Regions from separate parts of the Homo sapiens genome. Here region 1 is linked to region 2. The links are chromatin contacts, found by Hi-C in ENCODE. All regions are on one chromosome and are shown on one strand. The core of a region is the stretch at or near the end of the contact, and the rest is flanking DNA. Distances in the headings are between cores, read along the strand shown. Region 1 holds the start of DCLK2 (doublecortin like kinase 2). Region 2 holds the start of MAB21L2 (mab-21 like 2).

Region 1 (5,176 bases), core at 1,387-3,886, 500 kb after region 2:
CTGATCTTGGGTCAGTCAAACAACTGGTTACTCTGTTTTAAAATAGCTAGGCAAATATTGCTTTTAAGTGTTTAACATGATTAAGAAAAGCAACAAGGCCCTTTGAACATTGTATCTTCCTTTTTTACTTATACTCCTCCAGCTATCCCCTTACCTCCTCAAGAAGCCCTTAAAACCAAAACACACAACTGACAGAATGGGTGAAGTCACAAGCACATACATATGTAGACTGAAGAGACAATTTAATTTTGGCTGGGTCGCGTTCTAGGCAGGGCAGCAAAAACTTCTGACTAAATAGACAAACTCAACGACCTTTAGTTTTCCTCCATGTGGCTCCATTAGCTCAGCAGAGGTGAATCGTAGACGAGAAAGTATATGCTGCAGGCACTGTGAGGCAAGGCATGCTGCCTAAGTTTCCTCATCTATAAAATGGGGATAATGCCTTCAGGACAGAAAAGCATGCTGAGATAATATAAGAAAAACATCTGGCTTGATGTTCAGCTTCCTCTCCCTGCCAAGCTATTGCTATGACTACATGGAATGTGCCATTTGCATTAAGAAAGATGCACAAGAGCGGACTGTATGTAAACACGCAGTCAGCACATACCTGGGTTCTGCCTGGTCTTTCTGGATGTTATTTAGAACTGGAAACAGGTTCTTAACCACTGATAATGCCTTTTCTACCTGAAAAGGATGAGGCATACGTATTGCAGGAATTCAAGGATGACCCAACATCCAGCCAAGCAGTCTCTTTGACCGAGGCATGGTTGACACAGCAGAATTACTAATTTTTAATAAGTCCCCACTGCTGAATCCAATGGCCTCTATCATTCTAATTAGGTACTCTTATTAGAGGATAAGGCTGGAGAGATTGACCTTGATTTACCTTTTTTCCAACCAAATGTGGAAAACCCTTTAGCACGGTGATTGTTAACCAGGGTCCCACATTAGAATCACCTGGGGGGGGGGCTTTTGAGACTCCAGACGCCTAACCCACACCCCAAACCCAACCAATTTAATCAGGATATCTGGGGGTTGGGGGATCAGGGTCCCATATTTTTCGAAGTCCCCAGTGTGATCCAAGATGAAGCCAAGGTTGAGACCTGCTGTCTAGGATCATCCCTCTTCACCTCAAGTAACTTCTGCTGCAAGGCAAACTAGGAAAGCCAACCTAGAGCATTTCACAACCACAGCTTCTGACAGCAGTCACAACAGGACCCCGAATACTGGAACATGACAGGAGCCTGCACCAGGGTCCACACCGAGGGTCCAACAGAGCTTATTAGTAGGGGATTACCCAGCTCCCCATGGGAGAACCATTTTCTCAAACAGTTTGCACTTCAATACAAATAAGTTCAACAATCTTAGGAGATGCCACCAGTGCCTAAATTGGCCTGACCATCAGGAAATTTTTTCCTTCTTTAAGAGACAAACCTCTTGGGAAGGAAAGTCAGTGTGTATGTGGGCACCCCACCGGCCCCCACCCCCAGCCAATCTCTAGAGAAGCAGACAGAAGCATCAATTCCCGTGCGGCTTGGAAAGCACCCCGCGGGCTCCCCGCTGCGCCGGCTCACGCCCACTGCACCTGCCGGCGCTCCGCCGCACCTGCCGTGCGGCGCCCTCCCCTCCTACCTTCCAGCAGCTCGTCCAGGCTGGTGACCTTCCGGCTGCCGTCGATGGTGTAGATAGTGCGGACACCCTGGGGCAGGTTCACGTTGTCCGACAGGGAGCGGGTGAGCTCTATGAGGAGCGCATCGAAGGACCGGAAGCGGTCGCTGGAGATGGCAAACACCAGGCCCTTGAAGTAGCGGTCCCCGTTCCGGTAGAAGCGCGCCTTCTTGGCCTTCTTCTCCGAGCTGAGGGCCTGCAGGGTCCGCGTGCGGTAGAAGCTGCAGTGGGCACTGTGCGCCGGACTGGGGATGAGCCCGTTCCCCTTGGGGCCCGAGCTGCTGCTGCCCCCGGAGGAGCTGGGGGCCCCTCTCCGCGACCCCGGCCGCGGCCTTTTGTCCCGTTCCTCAAAGTGCTCCAGCTCGATACTCCTGGTGCTGGCCATCGCGGCTGCTCCGAGGGCGTCCGCAAAAAGACGTTCCGGGCCGACTAAGGGTGCGAGCGCCGGTGCAGGGACGTCTGACTGCGAGGGCCCTTAACGCGCCGGGACACCTGGCTCTGGCATCCCGCCCTCTCCGCGCAGGTGGGGCCGAGGAGCCGCGGAGGAGCCGACCCGCCCGCGCCCTCAGCTAAAAGTGTCCGCAGCGCCGAGCTGCCCAGGTCATTGTCCAGTGCGACTTGCTCCGTGCCTCCCGCCTGCCGGGGAGCCCCACGCCCCCGCAAGCGCCTCCTCCACCCGGCCACGCCTCACAAGTCCCGCTCGGGAGCCGACCGGGAGAGGCAAAGTTGGGCCGCCCGAGGCTCGCGCTGGGCCCGCGGGCGCCCACAAAGCTCGGGCGTCTGCCGAGCGCTCCCGGGAGCGCCGAGGGGAGGAAGGAAGGAAGGGTGGGGCGGGGCGCGGAGCGTGGGAGAGGCCCCCGGGGGAGTCGCGCGGGCCCAGGCCCGGGGTGCAGCGCCGCCGCCTCGGCCGCGCCCGGATCCCGCCCGCCGGGCAGCGCGCGCCGTTCGGGGCTGAGAGGGCCGTGTCTGGCCCCTTCCTTCCCTGGAGCGCGGCCCTAGCGGGAAATAATGCAGCCCGCCTCCCACGCAGCGGTCAGGCCCGGCCCACTGGCAAGCATCCGCGCTCTGGCCTCCCTCCGCCGCCGACAGGCTGTCAGCGCTGGAGGAGGCTTCCCGGCCCCGGGGATGCCAAACCGCGGAGAAGGGGAGGAGGGGGCGGAGGAGGGGGCGGAGGAGGGGGCCGAGCGCCGGCGCGGGAGGAGCAGCTCCTGCGGGTCCCGGGCAGCCCCGCCCGCCTGACGGCTCCTGCCCGGCGCCGCGCGTTAATGGGCGCAGCCGCGACGCGCGCTCCTCCGCCTGGGAAACGTAACCGCGCAGGCCAAAAACTACAAAGGAAGGAGATTCAAGGGCAGGGAGCACATCCCCAGCCAGCATCCCAGTGAGGACCCCAGGCCAAACTACCGCAGAAATCCGAAGCCCAGCATTGACTTGGGGCACACCATTCATTTTTTTTAAAAAAGATTTGTTGCTTTATTAGAAAATCCTTTGAGAAAACAGCCTCCACTGTTTCCATTGCAGATTCGCTAATATGGTACGTTCAGTAACTTTGAATGAATGATGAGAAGTTATTGGGTGGTAGAGGGGGTTATGTAATCAACGAATATTTATCGAGAGCGTACCATGTGTCAGGCATTGTTTCTGTCACTGGGATGCCCTAACAAAGGAAAGAGAGACTCTGCACCCACTCCCCCCGCCCCGCATATTTAATGTTGTCAATTAAAGCTTCTTACCTAAGAGGCCTATCATTTGTGAGCACCCATCATAGTGGAAATCTTAATGCCGTAGTGTCTATTCAACAATAAAAACATCTTTTCCAAGACTTAAGAGAAATACTAGTTACTTGCATTTTGTTATTAGGAAAAATAAAGCTCAAATATGTTTGATCCCAATTTGGCACGTGAAACCTTAGAACATTCAACACCTGGTTTTCTGAGCAGCCCTAGACAGCAATCCAAACTGACCTTTCAGGAAGAAAGGCATAGTTGCTTTTTTTCGGGTTGAACTGAGTCCTGGAAGAGCATGAATAAAAGAAGGTAGAAGCACATGCAACGGTCTAGCATCTGTGAAGTTGGTGCGCCCCACCAAACACACGCACACACACGCATACACACCCTTCATGGCAGCTCCAGAAAGGTCTCCTGCTCGGTGCACAATACTACTCCTAAGGCAGTTCTGGGCATACACCTGGGCATACCTAACTTCCTGCGGGGTTGGGGCATGCTAGGAAGTCAGAGCTGATCTGAGGCTTCAATGTAGTTTTTCTAGAGGAAAATCCTGCAGCATCATTAGGTCCACCACCTTAAAAGGCCTCAACCTAGATCAGTTAAATCAGAATTTCTGGAGACGGGCTTCTCCAACAGTATTTTTTTAAAAGTACCCCTAAGGTATATCCAGAGTTTCCAACCACAGGCTGTAACACCAGGAATCAAATAAATCAGTGCTTCTTCTCAAACTTTAATATATTTACATGTCATAGGGGAATCTCGTTAAAATGCAGATTGCTATTCTGTAGCTCTGGGGTGGAGTTTGAGATTCTGCATTTCTGATGAGCCCCTGGGTAATGCCAATGCTGCTGGTCTTGGTACAAGACTTTGAGAAACAAGAAACTAAATTGCAAATTTATTGAGATAAGTTTCCATCTAAGTACCAGTAACTCCACAGAGCCCATCAACTTGCCTTAAGATGGCCATGTTCATTTGTATCACTGTTAGTATTTCTTAGGGGGAAAAAGACTTTGTAAACTATTGCTGTAGAAACAAATTATCCTAAACTTAATGATTTACAACAATAAACATGCATAATCTCAGCATTTTTGGCAGATCGGAAATCTGGGAGCAGTTTACCTCAAAGCCTCATGTGATTGCTGTCAAGATGTTGACAGGGGTCACAGCCATCTAAAGGCTTGACTGGGTCAAGAAGATCCATTTCCAAGACAGCCCATTCACATGAATGGTAAGGAGGCCTCAGTTCCTTGTCATGAGTACCTTTCCATAGAGTTGCTTAAGTGTCACCATGACTTGTCGGTTGGCTTCCTCTAGAGCAGGGGTGTCCAATCTTTTGGCTTCCCTGGGGCACATTGGAAGAAGAATTGTCTTGGGCCACACAGGAAATACACTAACATTAATGATGGCTGATGAGCTAAAAAAAAAAAAAAAATCACAAAATCTCATAATATTTTAAGAAAGTTTACGAATTTGCATTGGGCTGCATTCATAACTGTCCTGGGCTGTGTACAGTCCACAGGCCATGGGTTGGACAAGCTTGCTCTAGAGAAAGCATCCAAGAGAGCACAAGGTGGAAGCCACAATGTGTGTTATGATATAGCCTTGGAAGTCATACACTGTTATTCCCACAATATCCTGTAGGTTACACAAGGCAGCCCTGTTTGATGTGGGAGGAGACTACACTAGGGTGTGACTAGGAGTCAGCAATTATTGGGGTCATCTTGCAGACTGGTACCACGGGTTTCAATCTTTCAATCTTTAGAACACTAACATGCACTTCCTCA
Region 2 (4,646 bases), core at 973-3,472:
GGAGCCCGATTGCTTCTTTTGTGTGACCTTTTAAATTCACATTGTTTGGAAGAAAACGATCACTTTTGTGCAAGAATGTGATTTGTTTTGGTTGGGTTGCTCTCTTTTTGTTTGCTTCTTAATTAATGAAGGTCTTCTGCCGGATTCCTATTTCAGGTGACTTACATAAAAGTTTGTGTCCAGAGTTTCTGCTGTTTATAGCAGAGTTGTGTGTCTGAGAGAGCACGCCCGTTTGTGTCGCTTTTCAAGCAGTCCCCAGCACCCTATAGTTTGTCCAGGCTTTTGGGATTGGTGAGAATTTCCCTGGCCAACCTCCAGGTCTGCTTGGCAGCGCTCTCCAGGGCCGAATGGGGCTTGCCCTGAAAGAGGTCGAGGTTGGGCAGAAAGTAGTGAGGGCAGCGGCGGCACTGCAGGCAGGAGATGAGCTGCAGCAGGATGCCGTTGAGCCGGTCGCCCAGGCACGACTCGTCCCAGTCCGTTTCTCGTGGGTGTTTCTCGCACTCGTACAGCAGCAGCGTCTTCATGTGGTAGTTGTTGAGCGGCTGGCCGGGTAGCTCCAGGTGGCGGTCCCGCAGAGTCTTCAGCACTGAGAGGCACTTGTTTCGGCAGCCGCCCATCAGCAGGCGGTTCTCCGCCTCCCCGAACTGTAGCACCCAGGCGTCGCTCTCTGCCGAGCTCTGCTTGCCGGTCAGCGAGTAGCACTCCTTCGAGAGCAAGTTGAACCCTTCGGCCTTGACCTCGGCCACCCGATTGGGGCCGGGCCAAGGGATGTGGGGCATAGGCCACTGTGCCGCGCTGCGAGGCCAGATCCCGGTGCACTTGAACGCCGGAGTGATTTGCACCACATAGCGCTCCCTGATGCGCAACTTGACCTCGCTGGTGTCCGCGATCATCTTGACCACATCCCGATAGCTGCACTTGTCCACCGCCTGGGCCACCAGCGTCTGGAAACGCGAGCGGATCTTACGCGCTGAGAGATAGCCCGACGCCGTGATGAACTCGACCCAGAGAGACATGCTCCGCTTCCGCCCATCGCTCAGTTTGAGCACTGCGCAGCCGGGCAGCGAGCCGTCGTCCACGAAGTTGAAGACGCCCATCTGGTTTAGGTAGAGCACCACCTCAAATTCGGTGGGCGAAATGACCTCGAGCCCCTCGTAGCGGGCATCGATCTCGCTCAAGGAGCTGATGAAGCGAGGCTCCTGCACCTCCACTTCCTTGAGCACGTCCGAGACCACCTTACAGACCTCTCGGATGGTTTTGGCGATGGCCGCCTTGCGCGCCTGACAGCGCTCAGTGTAGTACTTATTGAGCTGGTAAACCAGCTTGGCCTGAGCGGCGATCATGTTGGGGCACAGGTCCGGGCTATACACCGGCGTCTCGCAATACGTTGAGGGATCCAAGGCTCACGCACTGGTGGTGGCCCAGCGGCTTTCGAAAGAGGCGGTGCGCTCCCCGTTAAGCCCTACTTTCACTCTCGTTTTCCACCTGGGCTGACCGGCTGATACCGTAGCCGGCTTGTTTTTTCCTTTTCCCTCTTTCGAAACCTCTTTTCTTCTGCAGAAGAATTAGGGGAGAAAAGGTGATTTTCTAAAAAGAAAAGTACCTCTTGGAACCTTTTTGCTTTCTCTTGATATGTAAAGATGACCGTGTGCGAGAGAAGCGGGGTGGGCGTGAGGAAGGAGAAGGAGAGGGAAAAAACTCAGGATACCAAAAGGTTAGGCTTAGATGTCTGCAGCCGAGATTGTCCAGAAATCTGGAAATGAGGTTTTTTAAGTGCCAAAGTAAATTTAAAAATAAAAGCGAAACATTCAGTGGTTCATTCTTAAACTTCTCTTCCACGCTGATAGGACTTCTTCGCTCAGTGTAGGTGAGTGCCTTCTTCCTCACCCTCCCCCAAATGGAAGGTGCAGGAGGTAATTAATGTCCAGAGAGCTGCGAAGTACAACTCAGTCCGCCGTGCACTTGGAGGTTTGCTGACGCCCCACAGTCTCAGCGTGTTGGTCTCGTCTCTTCTCGGGGGGTCGTGTTATCGCAGTTTTCCTCTTTTCCTACTGGAGGCGTTGTTTGGACTGGGTTTGTTTGTTTGTAGTGGGTTCTCCTTGTGTTTCTTTAGGTGCAAACCGCTGGAAGTTGTTTGATAATCATTTCTGCTTCGTAATTTATACTTTTGGCCCTCACAAAATCCGTTTTAGTGTGACGAAGTCGTTGCTTGCGTTGCATCTGGGGTGTAGTTATAACGATTCAGGGTTTTCCTTCTTCTCCTCTAGCTTGCTTTTACAGATTCCACTTTCTGAGTCGTCTCTCCCCCTCCTCTCCCCTCCGACCTCTTTCTCGCCCCGCTCTCCCCCTGCTTCTCTCCCCCGCCCCCCTTCCTCGTGCTCGCTCTCTCTTCTTTCCTCTAACTCTCTCTGTCTCTCTCTCTCCCTCTCTCTTTCTTTCTCTCTCTCCCTCGCTGTTTCCTGGAGTTATTTAGTTTATGAATGGTCCCAGGGCCATCATGAGGGGGTGGAGCTTCAGTTCCTACAATCGCTATCCGAGCTGTCAGTGCTTTAGCCAATCCGAGAGAGAAGACAGGCACGCTTGGCGAACGGTAGCAGCCACCACTGCACTTGATAAAGAAACAGGGTAAAGAGAGAAGTAAGAAAATAGGAGGAGATAATGGGAGTCAAATGCTTGCACACATTTTACAGCCGTTCCTCTTTATCCTCCTCTCTTATCAGTAGCAAAGAAGAAAAAGAGTTTATATAGAAGGGACTCTCCTGGAGATGGCTGGAATAACGCGAGGGAGAGTAGCAATGGTTCAGAAAGGTTCACTTTTTTTTTTTTTAAATGATTCTATCAACATTGTGTAGTAGAAGGTGCAAACTGTAACAAAATTACTTTGGCTTGAAGGCAAATGGGAAGCGAAAGGGGAATCTGGGAAAGGACCTAATTTTTCCAGGTTTTTTCCTCCTTTAAAGTCATCCTCCTTTCTCTTCCCCTCCCCTCCCATTGTTGCCAAGAATCAGAGCAGTTGCTGTATATGTGCACCAGTGAGGGTTGGAGTGGATATAAGGTGAGGGTTTATAAATCTCTTTTTAGTAATTTCGATATGCTGTTTAAAAACAGGGCAGGGCAAAAACTAGTCCAAGCACCTTGTTTGATAATTATTTCATAATTAAGATTCACATGTATTTAATACCATTATTTTATCGTTACAAGAATTAACTAGTTACGAGAGAGAAAATATCTAAGTTGTGAGAAATGGTGCAAACTTACATGTCGTAGAACTTAGTAGGATATACTTTTAAAATAAGCTACTAAAATTGCTTCAAACTTAATGAAAAACAAGGCAAGTAAATGTAAACCTAAAGTTTTCTTAAAATCTTACTGTTGTAAATCTAATTGTGAATGTATTCTTAGGGGGTACAGGTACAGAGTTTCATTTGTAAAATGATTTTATTTTCATAATTGACTCTTGCTTTTAAAAGACTTCACTGCCACAAAAATCTATAACTATCCTGTTATTGATTACACAGATGGCTTCACTCCTCCCTAGGCATTTCAATGAAAGGCATGCATGTGCTTTTAGTATATGTATTATCCTAAACGAGTTGTACCCACTGTAGCCTTTCCATACTTTTGGGTGAAAAAAAAAGCTAGAACATTGTTTCTGATTTGCTTGATACTGAGGGTTTATGTATGAACCTAAGATGTCTGGATTCTGAATCTTTTTAACGTATTTCAGGTAGATGTGATTATTTTTAGTTTGATTTGGGAGGTTATATTCCAGCCCTGGGTTATGCGATAAAAATAAAAATCTATGCGTCCATTTGGGTGAAGACTTCGTTTTAGAAACCTGGTAGTTCGGCTTTTTCAAAACCCCTTGGGAGGGCTTGACTTACCCTCTTAAAGTCCGGCCGGGTGAACCTGAATTGAATTGCATAGGGAAGTTAATTTCTTTCTATCTACTTGGTATCAGACAATTGGGCCTCTTGGTTCTTTCTTACATACCTGGTGCGGACCACAGGCAGTTTGTCACCCTTCCTCTCTCGTTGCCATAAGTCCCTTTCTAAGGAATATTTGCTTAAAAAAAAACTATCTCGGATTTGTTGCTTAGGGTTTGTCTTCCCGCGATTAGGAAGAAGAGTCAGAATTAAGTGTCCGCGCGACTCTTGGACTCCAGAGCTTTAGTTAACTTCTCTGGAGTGGCAGAGACTTGGGCTGCTTGACCTCCAGCCTTCTCCGGGGAGGCCGCGTGCGTCCCGGAACGCCTCGCCGCCTAAGGATCTAGGGGACCTCGCGCCCTCGGAGTTCGCGCCTGTGGGAGCCCGGCTCTAACCCGGGAGGCCTTGCCGGCGCTCTGGGAACTGCCTGGGCCGGAGGGCACTGCGCTGCCGGGAGAGCGCGACTGGCCGGGAGGGGCTCCGTGGTTGCTTCTCCGGGGGCAGTTACTGGGCGGAGACTGGTGGCGGGGATAGAGGGTGCGGAGCTTTCCCGCCCCACTCTCGAGGTGGTCGCTTCGTCGTTGCGTCTGGTTCGCGAATGGCCCGGCCCGCGACGCTCCCGAGAGTGAGTGTTTGCAAACAGCCTCAGGGGTGGCGGAGTTGGTTCGCATGGCTCCGCCGCCGCGCCGCAAGTCCTGCGCCTTCTCCTCTTCTCTCGGG

Evidence for each region. Hi-C counts contacts between places; a loop is a spot of excess contacts on that map. Pooled maps may share reads with other maps.
Region 1: a loop to region 2 is called in a map of chondrocyte, with 3 times the contacts of the local background. The contact joins the promoter of DCLK2 here to the promoter of MAB21L2 in region 2. A Hi-C loop is called at or near these places in 1 of 168 maps with a recorded cell type or tissue (chondrocyte) and 3 of 50 pooled maps.

What each region holds. Positions count from the first base shown.
Region 1 is chr4:150,075,905-150,081,080 of GRCh38, reverse strand. It overlaps DCLK2 (doublecortin like kinase 2), which reads right to left and starts at 2,636. Exons shown (of 16, transcript NM_001040260.4): 1 at 1,633-2,636. The coding sequence starts at 2,053.
Region 2 is chr4:150,579,727-150,584,372 of GRCh38, reverse strand. MAB21L2 (mab-21 like 2) reads right to left here and starts at 2,222. Exons shown (of 1, transcript NM_006439.5): 1 at 1-2,222. The coding sequence starts at 1,343. The coding sequence ends at 264. The region is part of intron 40 of LRBA (LPS responsive beige-like anchor protein); the gene reads left to right. LRBA-AS1 (LRBA antisense RNA 1) reads right to left here. Exons shown (of 2, transcript NR_149035.1): 2 at 3,139-4,646.